Linked DNA regions of Homo sapiens: region 1 is linked to region 2. A link is a loop called in an ENCODE intact Hi-C map of the cell type or tissue named here. Cell type or tissue: A673. All regions are shown on one strand.

Region 1 (8,000 bases), 320 kb after region 2:
CCCTGCCCTATCTGCCGTGGCTGCTCTATAACCAAGTATCGAACCAAGATAAATGAACTTTGCACATTTAAATTTTTGACTCTTAAAAGTTAACTGGGAATAAGAAGTTCTTAAATGTTGGAATCAGAATCTTAGAACTGAAGAGGACCTTGGAGGTTAACCAATTTGACTTCCTCACTTCACAAATGAGTCACCTGAGCAATTCCTTTGCCAAGTAGATGTGATTAATTCTATCTTAGAGAAAAATATGGCCAGAGAAGTGATCTGTTCAGGATTGAAAATCTAATGGATCAGGAAACCACAACATCAGTTCGTATCTGTCTGACTCTAAAATTTGATTATCTCCCGTGACACCATCCTGCCTTTCATAAAATTCCTCAGAAGCAAGAATATGGTTTATAGAGATCCAAGAACAGAGAGCTTTAGAAGAGACACAAAGAAAACCCTTAAACAGTGTAAGATGAGCCTTCACAGAGCAGGTAGGGAAAGACGTTGTCAAAGTACACCTTTCAAAATGTTAACTCTCATTCAAATATTTGGTAAATGTGTCAAAGATTTGTTTAATGCATCAGAGACAGGACCAGCAGGATAGTAAAGCTGGTTCAAAGAGCATTTGCAGAACAGAGGTTTATATAGGCATTCAGGAAGGCAATGATGGGCTGGGTGCGGTGGCTCACACCTGTAATCCCAGCACTTTGGTAGGCCGAGGTGGGCAGATCACTTGAGGTCAGGAGTTTGAGAGCAGCCTGGCCAATATGGCAAACCCCCCCTTTCCTAAAATTCCCAAAAAAAAAAAAAAAAAAAAAAAAAAAACAATTAGCCGGACATGGTGCATACCTGTAGTCTCAACTACTTGGGAGGCTGAGGCAGGAGAATTCATTGAGCCCAAGAGGCAGAGGCTGCAGTGAGCTGAGATCGCACCACTGCACTCCAGCCTGGGCAATGGAACGAGACTCTGTCTCAAAAAAAAAAAAAAAAAAAAAAAGGAAGGTAGTGATGAAACAGGTTTGATAAATTTGGCTTTTATTATAAAAACTGGTTTATGACCTATAGGGCAATAAAACCACAAGCTTGGGGTTTAGGTTTTTCTACTGAGAGAATAAATTTACATCTCTATTGATAAAAATCATTTATAATTTATCAGTCTGCTTACTATGCAGAATTCAAGCCCTAATCAATAGTAAATAGTATATCAAAGTTTCATTTCTCTAGAGAAATACTCTCTTGGGGTAGTTGCCTAGTAGCTATCTGGCAACTATGTATTTAAAGTTATATTCCTTGACCAGCACTTGAAGTCCTTAGTTTTTGGGGCCAATTAAGTATGGAGCAAAGTATACTAATAATTGACCATGCTGGGGGTAGAGTTGGCCTCCTTTTATAAAAGCTAAGAAGCAAAGAAAAAAAGTGAGCATAAACAGAATATCATGCCACCTCATCCCAGAGATGACCCACAGAAGTAACCTCAGGCAAGGCTATAAATTTACTCCAAAAGTAACTTTGTTTACAATGGAACACAGACAGTTGGACACTAGCACCTGATATAAAGGAGTTCTGGGCATCCCAATCCTATTCTCAGGAAAAAATGGTCTTTTCATTCCATTTCTATCTTGCTTCTTGCCTCAAAATCTGTTCTTGTATTTAACTGTCTCCAAGTTTTTTACCTAACCTGGAATTCTTAACTGAGCACCTTGGATCTGTTGGCAGGTTTGTCATGAACAGCTTAAAATCATGACACTTGAATGAATAGAAAATCATCTTTTCCTTTTACCTTGGCGGAAACAAGGTTGGAACTTTTCAGTGAAACATACACTATAAAGTAAAAGAAAATCCACAATATCATATCAAAGAATATTTAGAAAGCATAGTCAATTTCTGGTGTGGCTTTAATTAACTTAAGCTCATTAAGAATCCTTCCATATCATTGGGGGATTCTGCTCAAGGAAATTAAAGTATTTTTTTTTCTTTTCCTCATGTATAACTGGGGAACCGTGCCTGGAAAAAATAAAATCAATCACCTTTTCTTCAACCTTATCTTTCCCCTTTTCCCACTTCTTTTTCCACCTCCTATCTTTGCTCTAGCATGAAGCTTCAAAGAGGCTCCAGTGACCGTTCACCTCTCTTCCTCCCATCTGAAAGTTAATGTGTTCAAAGGAATCCAGTAGACTGATTACTCTCATTTTTGTCCCTGCTGTATCTTAGAGGGGGAAAAAAAAGTAAAGGCAAAGTCCAGGCATTTAACTGCCTACTCAACTTCTATTCTAAAACTAACTTAACTCTGTCTACTGGCAGAATTGAGTCCAATGATAGTAATTGCTTCTGAAAAGCAAAAGACAGTCAGAAGTCTATTTTAACTTCTCCTTGACTCCTTATTATCAATGAATGTGCCTTCCTGTATGCCAGCTTGGAAATATAAATACCTGTTTCTAAAAGTACAGCATATAATGGCTGAGAAGGTTGAGAAATTGAGATCGCTGATCAAGATCCATTAGCGCCCTAGTACACTCTGAACATTGATTGGCAGTAAATACAGTAGCAAGCATGAAACTTGATAGAATGGGACACAGGCCAACCACAGGCAGACATACAAAACCTAATCTGAGGGCAGTATAAGAGACAAGGGACAAATTTAGGTTCCCAGCCTGGCACACACAGTGTAAAAGATCCAAATATGGTCTTTTCCCCTACAAATTTTTTTTCTTAGGAGAAGATGGAATCACCCTAGAGACTGCATCCAATTTTATCTGCATATACATATTAGTTTAATTCAAAGTGGTCTCCCCGTCCCTTTAATAAAACTAAATGAGAAATATGACAAGTCATGTAAAAAGGGCTAATAAGTTTACAAGATCTTCCTTCTGAAGTGGCAATTTTAAGTTAATTTTTTAGTGAACTTTTATACTTTAATAAAAACTTGTACTTTATTTTAAGGGAAATAGAGCCTCCTGCTCTCTTTATGCTTAATTTAGAATATCTGCAAAATACAGTATATTTTTTTGAAATCTTCTTGGGGAAATGATTCTTATTCTTATCTCTGTTGCTACATTGACCAATGCTCTGCCTCTTCCCTGGTATTTTATCCAGTAAATGTTCTCTTGCAAGGGAAGTTTTTCCAGCTGGAAAATATTCAGAGATTTTCTGATCTAAGGTTACTGTTGTTTGGTTCTTCCCACACTAATATCCTTAGTGAGTCCTAGACTTTATACTCCTCTCAAAATCTTGCCTTTTTAAAAAAAACTTTTAAGCTCTGAAGTTTTTAAGCTCTAAGTTAATTCACTAAGTTAATGAAATTGCTGACTCTCCATTTTCTAATTTCTTTTCCAACTGCAGGCAGATCTGCTTCTCCTTTTAATGGTGTTCTGTTTTTCTGTAAGTTTATCTTTCCTTTTTATGCAGTTTCAGATGAAGGTTTATTTGCTTTTTGACTTCAACTTGCCCCATGAAGAGCAACAGTTTTCACTAGGCCTGAGTGCCTTCCTGTTTTTCTTCATCTTTCCCGTAATTCTTGTATATGTTGCTTAAAATTTGGTATCAAACACCACAAAGTGACTCTGCAGACTTTAAATAGAAGGAAGATTATATTTAAAAGTTTGGGGTATCTCATAGAATTGAGGGAATGATTAAGCAGTCAAGACTCTGTAAGTTAAGGAACGAAGGCAGCTGGGGATATTGAAGCACCTGGAGTTTATGGAATTTCAATGATCATCTTTTCAGAGCAAATAGAAAAATGAGTTATAATGCAACTGAAAAATAAATAGATACAAAGATAGAGAAAACAGACTATAGATACAATGTACAATATAATCCCAGTTTTGAAAAAGAAATAAGGTATAGTATTATCATAATGGATCACATATTAGAATAATGATTTTCTTCATTGTATTTGTCTATTCTCAAATTAACATGTATTACTCGTGTGATTTTTGAAGTTTGAAAGTAAAATATCTCTCTGTTGTGGAGTTATAAATAAATGACCTCTGTGAACACATCATTCATCAGAACCATCCATTAGTGTTTATTAACTTCTGGCTGGTGGCCCAACACATTCCTCTGCAATGTGTTGGCTCTCCGCAGTTTTTGCATTGTGTGGGATTTGAATAAACTTCAATACCCCAGAGAAGGTCCAGTCTTTTCTCTCTGCCTCTCTAAACTGTTGCAAGAAGAACTGGCTCTTCCAGCTCTCTATTTCCTTCTGTGATTCTGCTACCCTTTTCATGCAGTTCCCTCTGGAACTCAGTTCTAGAAGATCTCATTCTTTGTCTAACATCATTTTGTTGGATCTTGAAGACTGTGGGTGTTATTGCCTTTCATGGGACAGGAAAGGGAATTATGACTGCCTCCACAGGAAAATAAAATTTTGCAGTGGGTAATATTGGTTACAGAACAGCATAAAGAAGAAACAACACCATGTTTTCAGTGTAATTCAAATATAATGTGAGACATAAGAGAGTCTCAATCCATACTACCAGAAAAAGCAGAATATAAACATATATATAAGAAGATTCCATTTGTAAAAATATGCCTATATTACTATCTTTAACTTGGATCACCACAAATAAATTTTTCTTTTTGCTCATCAGTGTTCCCTAGTTGTTGTTTTTTCCCCTTAAATAAACCTGTGTGACTTATTTTAAACATTAAAAAGGTAAAATTATAACTGCAGGTGGGTTACATATTGTCAGGAAGAGACTACATACACATGAACACCCCGCTGCATCTTCCCAATTGGCCGGCCAAGATTTCAGAAACGGTGGAAGTGAGGTAGCTGCACAGAGCTGGAGCAAATGCAGCCCACCTCGGCCTGGCTTTTTCCTCACCCCTGACTCCCCTACAGGGTATGCAGCTGCCTGCAACACTCACTGGCCAGAGAGAATCCTGACAGAGCTGGGGAAAAAAAATTTAAAAGGTAAATGTTTGCTGCACCACTGCCATACTTGGTTTGACTCTCATAATTATGTTGGTTGTAGGATATGGTTCAGAAATCCTTTTCCCACGGTAGCACTGAAACTGAGATCCAGCCGCCCACTAGAGTTCATTGTGGCCATTTATAAATACATATAATATTGTTAAACTTACCATTATCCTGCTCAATCTATGCGTTCCATTACTCTCAGAGTAGGCACTACTCTACTATACTAGACAAGTAATACTGTACTAGACAAGGATGGGGCCTAATAACTGTGGCATGTGCCCCTCCGTAAAACCGGCTCTTGCCTTAGCTTTTGGAGGGCTTTAGATTGTGGGTAACCTTCGCTATCCACAGTGGAAGCCCAGGATTTTCTTTATCTATCCTGTTTCCTGACCTGACTCTTCTTTCTAGTGTTCCGTTCCCTTTAGTGTTCTTCCACTTTTTTAGGACACTCCAGCTGGGTTTTAAAATTCAGCATGCCCCTTGAAGACAGAACAGTCCTTTCCTCACCACATACAGAGCTGACAGTGCTCTGCTTTCGCCTGAGGATAGGTGGAATGGTACTGATTGTCTGCAGTTGAGAAGCAAAAGTATGGCTTCCTGACCAATTCATGAAAAATGCCTTGAGCTAATTACTAGTGGTTAAAGAAACACTGCCACGGGAACAGCACTCCTCCAGACTGATGTCACCAACAGCGTGCTTACAGCTTCTCCTCATATGTGAAAACAAATACCTATGCTTTTATGATTGCAGAGGAGAAAAAGTAATGTCTTTTTCTTATTCATTACAAGGTTCACGTCTAAGACTCCTATAACAAAAGATAGATTAACAAGAGAAAAGCATGCAAATTTGTTTAATCTAATTTTTATGTGACAGATGTCAGAAATGACGGCCCAAAGAAATGGGGAAATCTGTGTGTTTTTATGGACAGTCACGCAGGAGTGTGATTAAAGGACAAAAGGGTATAATCTAATGGCAATAAAGCGGGATAAGTTTTATATCTAATGGCAATAAGTTGGGCTAAAATAAATAATCTATATGGCAGTAAACTATGGTATAATCTAATGGCAATAAACTGGGGTAAATTATATAATCTAATGGCAATAAACTGGGATAAAATAAATTTAGCAAGGCCTGTTTATTCAGATTCTTCTTGGCATCCCTGAGGCATTCCTTCCTTCAGGGTATAAGGTAGGACACCTGTCACATGGAGGTCTTCGGGGGAGGAGGAAGGAAGCATTTTAGTCTGTTTTGTGTTGCTGTACAGGAATACATGAGGCTGGGTAATTTCTAAAGAAAAGAGGTTTATTTGGCTCAAAGTTCTTCAGGCTGTACAAGAAGCGTGGCACCAGCATCTGTGCAGCTTCTGGTGAGGTCATTTGTGCTGTATCTAACAGCAGAGAGGGTCAAAGGGGAAGCAGCACACGTGAAGAGAGCACAAACCCAAGAGGTGTCCAGGCTTTGTAACAAACCAGTCTCTCAGGAACAAACCCATGTTCCTGAGTACCAATCCAGTCTTGCAGGATTGAGAACTCACTACCAAGAAGGGCACCAACTCACTCATGAGATGTCCACTCTCATGACCCAAACACCCTCCACTAGGCCCCACACTTCACTGGAGGTCAAATTTCAACATGAGATTTAGTGGGGACAAACAAACCATACCCAAACCACAGCAAGAAGGGAGATCAGAGGCTGATCATCCCAGGTATTGTGACCTGCTCGGGGAAGAAAGGTAAAAGAAAGTAAGAGTAGCCTAAGACAAAATCATACCTTTGAAAGTGAATTTGATATAAACTCTGCTATTAACTGACACTCGTTATTTATAAATAAACTCATTAAATATAAGGCTATCTTCATGGTGCTTGGAATGTACCCCTACCTCAGGAAATGAGCAGTGCTTCCTACACTGGGTGCTGCAGGGACAGGAAGAAAAAAATGATACAATGATCTTTTCCCATGTACTCATCTGAAATATTGTGCTTTGCCTTATTTTTTTAAATTCCTGGGCTTCCGTAGCTGTTACTATTGAACAGAAAGCCCCTCTTTCCTTGTTATTTCTCCTTCCTAGCACAGCAAGTTCTAATTCCCACCTCCCTTTCAGCATTCCAATTCTAGAATATTCTTCTACAGTTCCCTACATTTACAGCTGTTTTTTCCTAGTTTCTGCATGCTCCTTTAGGTGGTTCCATTCTTTCTCTGACTACGGAGAACCAATGCTTTACTGGATCCTGAGGGCACATTGAGTGGTAGTGAGTTACCAGAGGCATGAAGAGGAAGTGTGTCTCCTTAGCCTATCCAGACAACATCCTGATTTGATTACCTATGGTTGGAATTGAAAGTAAACAGAGATATTACCAAATTGGTAGTCCACATCCCAAAATCCATGCTACCAAAAAGACATTTATAGATTATTTGTAGGAGAAAAGCCAGTACACCAATGTAAGAATTTATCATCTCATTTTTATAAAAAGAGATATCTTTACACTTCCTTAAGATACAAAATAAATGGTATTTATTATCATTTTGATTATCTATCTTTATTAATTACTCTCAAATCAACATATGCTATGGATAATTTTCAAATTTTGATGGTAAAATATTACCTCTGAAACAGCACATCAAATCTGGTAATAATTGTGATCACAAATAAATTCTCTGTTGATGCCAGCAGGCGTCCATGAACCTCTGGTCACTGGCACAGCCTGGGTGCCTGGTGTTCTCCGCAGTGGGACCTCGGAATCCCTTACCATAAGCCCCTCCTCTGGACTTTCCTTTTTTCATCTTTCAAAATGTCCAGGCTTCCAGTAACCTCTCACCACAGTAAAACCCTAGACACCCTTTTTCTATCTCTTCATTCTGTAACAAAACCAAACTCTCCCTTCCAGGTTTTCCATTTCTTCATGAGTTTTCCCTACCACTTCCAGGCAGGCCTACCATTATTTTTAAGTGTCAGCGTGTCCCTCTCGGTTAAGTCCAATTCTCTGTGCTTCACGTATGGTTAGCACTGTTTGAGCCTAGGATAAGATAAATGGAAGTGCCTACTTTGGACCAGAAAGCAAATTGCTCTTCATACTTTTTTAAGAAAAAAAA
Region 2 (8,000 bases):
GAAAGGAGCAGGCCTTCTGAAAGGTTGGAAGGCTCTGCATAGCTTCAGGGAGAATAGCTGAAGGCAGCTGTTCTCTGACCCTGAGGCAGAGGGCGAGGAGTATGCTGAGGGAGGAGGAGGCGGTAAGGTAGATGATGGTTCTTCCTCCCCTCCCTTTTTAGGCTCTTCCGTGTAGAGCAGGGCCAAAGCAGCCCTAACTAAGGCCCATAATGTTAAAGATATTACTGGGACCCATTGCCCTTGTACATTATGTCTTTTAAGATTTCTTCCCACTTGTTCCCAGAGCTCTAGGTCTAGTGTGCCTTCTTCTGGGAACCATGGGTTATGGAAAAACAACAGTTTGCATTAGGTCGCTTAATTGGGCTTCAGAGACCAAGGCTCTGCTAGCTTTAAGCAGCTGTTTCAATACTTTTATATACTGTTGTCCCATGATGAATGCCCTCGAACTTGGAAATCCCCAGTGGGTACCAATTACTTACTGCCCACTCACTTCACTTTCGTTTTTTGAGGGTTCCGTCACAATCCATTGCAGCATTCCTCACATGGGGCACCACCTGCCAGGTCTGTCCCACAGACCCTGGCCTACGAATGAAATGAGTACTCAGACACAGGTATGCAGTGTAAGAGCAGCTAGGTGATTGCCTGACTCTAGTGGCCAGAGAGGAGCCCTGAGAAGCTGGAGCTGCTTGCTTTTATTCAGTGCAGGCACAATGCCAAAAACCTGGAGTCCATATAACCTGTAGGTAATTAACATTTATTTTTCCCTGTTCAGGGAACATCACGTGCACGGATGATCAAAGGTCAATTCCTAGTCAACATAAATAAACAAGGCTGTTTAAGATAAATTCCCCCACACTCCCTTGTACCTACTCCTTCTTTAAGCACTCACTCATTGGGGCAGCGTTAAGTCCAGTCCTGCACTCCCAGAGCTGGCTGCTCTGAGAGAGAGGACTGTGGGCCTTCCATCTGACCGAGGAAAGCCGCTGGCATTGCCCCAGTTTGGAACAGGACATGGAGGCTGGCCCCTCATGAAGTTTCCCGCCTGACTGCTTAGGGGATTGCCATTTTTATCAAATTTTGACTTGCAGAGATTTGCCCAATGTTTCCCCTTTTTACATTGGGGGCATATAAAAGGGGGTTCTTTTCCTGAGTGACTTTGGTCTTTACTATTGGGGCATTCCTGCTTCACATGACCTGGCTCTCAGCATAGAAAACAATTTGGGTTTTTCTCCCATTTCACTTTAGGAGGCTTTAATGCCACAGCCAATATCTGGCTTTGTGTGTTTCAGTCTCCACTAGCTGACATGCTCCTATAAGTTCCCCGACTGTAGCTGCCTTTCCTCTGATTGCCTGCATTGCCTTCAGCTATTCTCCCCCGAAGCTATGCAGAGCCTTCTGGCCTTTCAGAAGGCCTGCTCCTTTCCCTATAGTTTCTCTCACCTCTCTCACTGATCTCCTACAATTGTAAAGCCTGGAATGTACAGCCTTTTAGGGAATATACACTTCATATGGCCTGTTTTTGACAACCCAAATGTGGTCACCAAGAAAGAACTCCGCTGGGCGCGGTGGCTCACGCCTGTAATCCCAGCACTTTGGGAGGCCAAGGCGGGTGGATCACGAGGTCAGAAGATGGAGACAATCCTGGCTAACACAGTGAAACCCCGTCTCTACTAAAAATACAAAAAATTAGCCAGGTGTGGTGGTGGGCGCCTCTAGTCCCAGCTACTGGGGAGGCTGAGGCAGGAGAATGGCGTGAACCCGGGAGGCAGAGCTTGCAGTGAGCCGAGATCACAGCACTGCACTCCAGCCTGGGCGACAGAGCAAGACTCCGTCTCAAAAAAAAAAAAAAAAAAAAGAAAAGAAAGAATTCAAGTTCCAAGTAGAAGTTACTCTGAAAGGCAACCCACTGACTGACTGGTCACATCTCCTAAGAAGACAAAAGTAAAATTGGTAAGTTCACTCTAGTCTCTATTCCCCAATCGTACTTTATTTCAGTCTGTGTTCCAAAATACTAAATTCTTAATTATTTTCTTGATTTGGTGTAACACTACATACGATGTAGTCTGGTCCCAGAATGCTTCTTCACTGAACAATACAAAATCCATGCAGATTGAACAGAGGAAGGACTAGCGTTAATTGGAAGAAACTTTTGCTGACTTTTACTGCAGATTGAATTTTGTCCTCCCAAACACCTGGCAAAGGTAATGTCTCCGTTTCACTAAGTACTCCTTAATTTGGAATTACAAAGACGATTAGCTCTCTAATGAGTTACAGCAAGTGAGGTGAAAGAGTAGGGGAAAAAAACTGAACACCAGATGATTCTTTTTAATGCCAAGAAAAAAAAGGCTTTTTCTTGGTTAAAAATCTTTTAAATAAATTTCTCTCCTCTTTCATTTTACAAAACTAAAATATATAAATATTATTGCTTAGTATGTATGGGAAAAATCTGATTTCATAGAACATTACATGTAAAGATTGGCTGTCATGAGTACATAGGTCTCTACTCTGTATTATTGATTGAGTATATCAGTAAATTTACCTTTAGAAACTTATGAATCTGCTGGGGTACCTAACAAATTAGGAAGATGGGAAAAATAGTTCCTAGCTTTAGAAAAAACAGTTCATTATGAAAGAAACCTCTACAAGATTCAAAATGGGTAGGCATTGTAAAGATGAGATATAAAGGGTAATTCTCAGGTTATTTATGGGAGTGGAAAAGTAAAGGTGCATAAATTCAAGGTGAGCAAAAAGTAGTGGAGAAAAGGTCTGCTTGTATCTTTGCTGCAAATGTAGAATCAAGGTCTTTGGATTACCAGAACATTTAGCACTGGGTTTAGTCTATTGCTGATACTTACTTAGTAAATATTAGTTGAATTTCAGTAGTTTAATTAAAAAATGACTCAAAATTTTTAAAATGCCTGATAATCTGTTTACCCAACCAATCAGTATAGCATTAGAAAAATAACCCAGGATGGGATTTTATTCTCACTCTGGCACTAACTAAATAATCAGGCAAGTCATCCTACCTCTTTTGGACTTAATCTCCTCACTTGTCAAAAAAAAAAAAAAAAAAAAAAGGAGAAAGAAGAAGGAGAAGGCGAAAGAGAAGAGGGAAAAGGAGGAGAAGCAGAAGCAGCAGCAGCAGGAGGAGGAGAAGGGGGAAGAGGAGGAGGGGGTAGAAGAGGAGGAGGAGGAGGGGGAAGAAGAGGAGGAGGAAGAAAGAGGAGAGGAAAAAGAAGAAGAAGAAGAGGGGAAAATAATATTTAATTTTCTGGTTTACATAAAAGAATGAAATGAGGTTACAAACAGTAAATTGGTTTTTGGTAACTGGTAGATATTGTTGATATTCTCAAATCTAGGAAGAATTTCCATGTCCCTTATCTTTAAGATTAAATAGCTGAACCATTGTTCTTTATGGTATTCATAGGAGGGAAATAGTCTATATTTCTCCAATAGGTGATCTAAGCTCATTATCTATTGACAGAAATATCCAATAATATTCTGATTGTTGTGTCCATCTTATTTAATTACAATTTGATAATACATTCTAATGGTGATAGAGTACATTTTGACTACCTCTCCTTCCTCAGGCATTTGAATACTGAACATGTCTCAGATTGGCACGTTGATAGGCTTGGCATAATTGGGTTCTCTGTCAGTTTGCTGTCATTAGGATGAGCTGTGAATCACCATTAGGGCCATCTCAGTATATTCAGTTAACTGAGCTGATGAAATCTTGCATTCGTTTCCTGAAGTTGGTTGCACATATTAACATCTATTTATATTATTAAATATTCCATTGTGTTGACATCCATCCTTGAGCAAAATTGTAATGGATATCTTAGTTTACAGAAGGACTTTTCATGTGTGAAGTAAACACTGAAGAGCTTCAAGTGTAGTTAAACAAAATCACCAAGAAGATATAATTGAGTAAAAAGAAAGTTAAATATATAAATTATATTTCATTCTAGATAATATGTGTAGACCACGTCATATTTAGAGGTCATAGTTCAAGGGTACTGCTTTCATATCAGTGATAATCATCACTATATGCCTATGTAATAGTCATCAGGTTTATATCACATAAAATAAGAAATAAATATTTATTATAAAATGGAGCTAAATCACAGTATTCAATATTTATAAAATGTAAATATGCATTCTGTTAATGTTTACATAGGACTTTGCCATACCTTCAGTTGACAGTAAAGCAATGCAAAAATTATAATAAAGAGTAGAAAGCCTTTCAAAACACCACCAATGACACTAAAAGATTTGAAAATAATTGCAAAGTAGAATAATCAAATAAAATAGTCAGATTTTTTAAACAATAAAACCGAATAGTGTGAATGACTTTCAAGTTATTCTAGAATTGTCTTTAACTGTAAAACATTCTAGGACAAACATACAAAATCTCAAGAAAAGGAAATATTTTGCAAGTTACATAGGGTAATTATACTGAAGTGTCAGCATTCTCATTTGTCAGCACTCTGATTTGGTTAATTTAAATGTTCATTAATCACAAAAAAAGAATGGCATAAAACAAGCCTGCTTGAATTATATGTTTTGCTCAAGAGGTTATTGATTCATATAATTATTTCTTTCATACTAACTCAAGAAATAGAACTGTTATTAGTAAACTTCATTTGAAATACTTAATCACTGTTGCAAAGATGTTTTATCACCTGATCTGTATGAATCAGTAAATCAAAGCTCACATATTTGTTTCAAAACTTCAGCTCACAGATGTTAAGTCAAGATAATAAGCAGCATCAATCATACCTCACTGAACAAGATAGTCTGCATTACAGACACTCTCCCTGTAATCCATCCATTATATGGAACATCTGTTACAAATTATCAACACCCCGCCCCACACCCCCCGACCCCCGCCAGGGACTGCTCTATTTAAGTGCTTCTGCAATAACCCACTGTCTCCATTTCTCCAAATGAGTTAGATGGTGGCATCGGGATAGTACCAAGTTCACTGTCACCGTATGACAGCAGTCATCTTTCAGTCTGTGCTGAACTCCAATGGCACACTGCATAATGGTAAATGTTCTTCCTACAGTTGTATAGCAGAAATCCTCAGAGCATAAGCTAGTAGCCATCAGGAAACCACTGACAGTTCTTTCTCCACTATATATCAGTCATTGCCTAAGTTAAGCACTTAGTGTGTAATATTCATTGTTTTTCAAGTCCTTAGGAGAATATTGATTTGCTCATTTAGTTAAATATAAAATTAATGAGCCCAGATACATGTTTGTCAACTTTGGCTTATTTCCATGATCATGAAACATGTCTTGTAGAACATGTTGGTTTCCAGAAAAATCATGAGAATCTAAATAAATAAAGCAAGTACAAATTTATACTGCAGAAGAAGAATATTTTTTAAAGTGCCCTAGAGTTTACCCATATATTGTCAAGGTTGCACCTGTCTTAAAGAGAATGACTTTATAAATGTGTTGTCCTAGTGTGTCATTGGAAATAACAATTTCAAATTTACTCTGTGATAGGTTTGTGAAAATAAGTTACAAGGATATCTATTAATCATTAATAAGTGAATAGTGAGACTGAACAAATGTAAAAGTCCATATAGCCACACTTTATTTTCTTGATGTTAGTCTGCATTGCAGAATTCTAATGACACATACACAGTAAACCCAATATTGGATTTATAGAAAACTTTGTACAAACATGGTACTTTCCATATTTTAGCACCTCATATGGTATTTTCCTACAGGATTTCATTAGCTCATCTGTTCTTAGTGTTTATGCAATAGTAGTTTAATAAATAAATTTCAGGATAGCATCTAGGTTGCGTGAAGTTTTAAATAAACAAGTTACCTATTTGTAATTATTCGTACCAGTTTGTAAAAATACATCCTAAAATATCTGTTTTCCATTTCAGGATCACCTTCGATGGATGGACAGCATTACTTTTATAGTGGACTATATAAAGTGTCTACAAGTGTCTACAACTTCAACTCATGTAAAACTACATTAAATATTTATGCCTACTTTACTGCCTGGAAATCTTGATTAATTTACCTTTCACCTGAAGTTTGTGATAACTGACCAGGAAGTGTTTGTTTTTATAAAAAGGAAAAAACATTATTAAATAAACTTTTAAACATAGTGCTCTAGGGAGTCTTACGTTGGCAATTAAAAGCTTCAGCCAAAAATGACACAAGTCCTTTTGGCTCACAACTCACTAGTCTGAACCTATTACAGAGCTACATACAAAATGAAGGCATCAGAGTTCAAGTCTTCAAACGACAATCACATATTCACAAATTATACTTATCAGGATCAATGTCATTAAATTTCTTTGTATAAGGCTTGTGTGGGGAAAGGATGGTTTAATTTTTGCTTTTGCTTACAATGCAAATGGAAAAATAATCATGCTCTAAGTAAGACCGCAAGAGACCAGCATGCAAAGGATCCTCAGAAACTATCACTGTCATTGAAACCATGCTGACAGAATCTACTGAAAAAGTAACTGCCTGAAGCATCACAATTTACATTTGTTACAAAACCTTACTGCTAAGAAAAAATACTCATATGTTTTTAATGATTTAGATTTTCCCCAAAACAGTCCTACAGCCTTTGAGAGCTTTCATCAAATGTTTGCCTTATCGTTTCAATGGCTTCTTTCTTTGGACTTCTCTCATATGCTATCCAGTGGCTTCTGATTCACACTCAAAATAAAATCCAAGTTCCTTGCTATTGCCTTCTAATCCCTGTATAAACTGGCACTTGCTAATCTTTCTGACATTATCACCTCCACTCTCCTCTTGCTTTGCTATGCTCCAATTGCCATACTCATTAACACTTACAAATTTTGCCATTGCTGTTCTCTGCCTGGAAAACTCTTGCCCATATTGTTTATGTGGCTGGCTGGCTCCTTCTTATTTATTTCTCAACTCCCTATCAAATGTTGCCTACCTCTTCCCCATCCAATTTTCACCACTTTTTTTTCTTCATTGCGTTTGTTACTATCTGAAATTATCTTTCACTTGTTTATTGACTTTCTTCTCTTTAAAAGTCATAAGCAGTCACCTTCCCTATCTTGTTTACTACCTTAACCTGAGAAAAGTGGTTTAATTGGCTCACAGTTCCACAGGCTGTACAGGAAGTATGGCTGAGGAGGCCTCAGGAAACTTACAATCATGGTGGAATGCAAAAGGGAAGCAGGCACATCTTACATGGCCAGAGCAGGAGTAAGAGAGTGATGGCGGTGCTGCTACACACTTGTAAACAACCAGATCTCAGGAGAACTCACCACCACGACAGCACCAAGGGGGATGGTGTTAAACCATGAGAAATTGCCTGCATGATCCAGTCACCTCCTACCAGACCCTACGTCCAACAATAGGGATTACAATTTGACATGAGATTTGGGTGAGGACACAGATCTAAACCAGATTAACTATACAAATGAATGAATATGTAACCCCTTTTCCCCAAAGAGACTAATTACATTTTTAAAAATCAGACAAAGGAGGAAACATGGAAAGAACATGGAGCAGTCATTGAATAAACAATAATCATAGGCATTTAATATTAAATGTATTGTCATGTCTGATAACTTGTCAATAAGACAGACCAGCAGATACCGCGAAATAAAAGGGTAAGATACCTGAGAATGGTGTGGTAGGAGAGGGTTTTTAGGAATTCCCTTTGAAGCTTGGCACTTCCACCTCTGTAATCCTTCAGAATTTTCTCACGCTGCATCCTACTTTCCACCTCACCCTGTTCTTTGTAGTGTGCACGTGCGTGTGCACACACAGACACACACATATACACTCACTCCCACAAGAAACATGATCCAAATATTAAAAATTAAATGCAGATAGCAAAGAACGATTCAGATGCTGAATTCTGGCTACAGGGAGTGTATAGCAAAGAAATTAGAAAATCTAAACCAAAGGCTTCAGTGTTCACTGACATTTTATGTGCAAGAGGGGAGTTGCTATACTATCAGTTGATACATCAAC

The links. A loop is a pair of places that touch in the nucleus more often than their neighbours do. Peaks named below come from ENCODE experiments on the same cell type or tissue, not always from the same donor. Only the 100,000 strongest peaks of a DNase experiment are listed, where the experiment ranks them.
Region 1: a loop joins it to region 2, with 2.1 times the contacts of the local background. A loop is called at or near these places in 2 of 110 quality-filtered maps.

The regions. Positions count from the first base shown.
Region 1 is chr11:100,558,220-100,566,219 of GRCh38, forward strand. No RefSeq gene overlaps it. Among named protein-coding and RNA genes, the nearest start is that of ARHGAP42, 130 kb to the right of the region's middle. In A673, no CTCF peak of the experiment used is centred here; a DNase peak (open chromatin) is centred at 4,072; H3K27ac peaks cover 300 bases.
Region 2 is chr11:100,235,354-100,243,353 of GRCh38, forward strand. The region is part of intron 16 of CNTN5 (contactin 5); the gene reads left to right. Among named protein-coding and RNA genes, the nearest start is that of ARHGAP42, 450 kb to the right of the region's middle. In A673, no CTCF peak of the experiment used is centred here; a DNase peak (open chromatin) is centred at 4,898.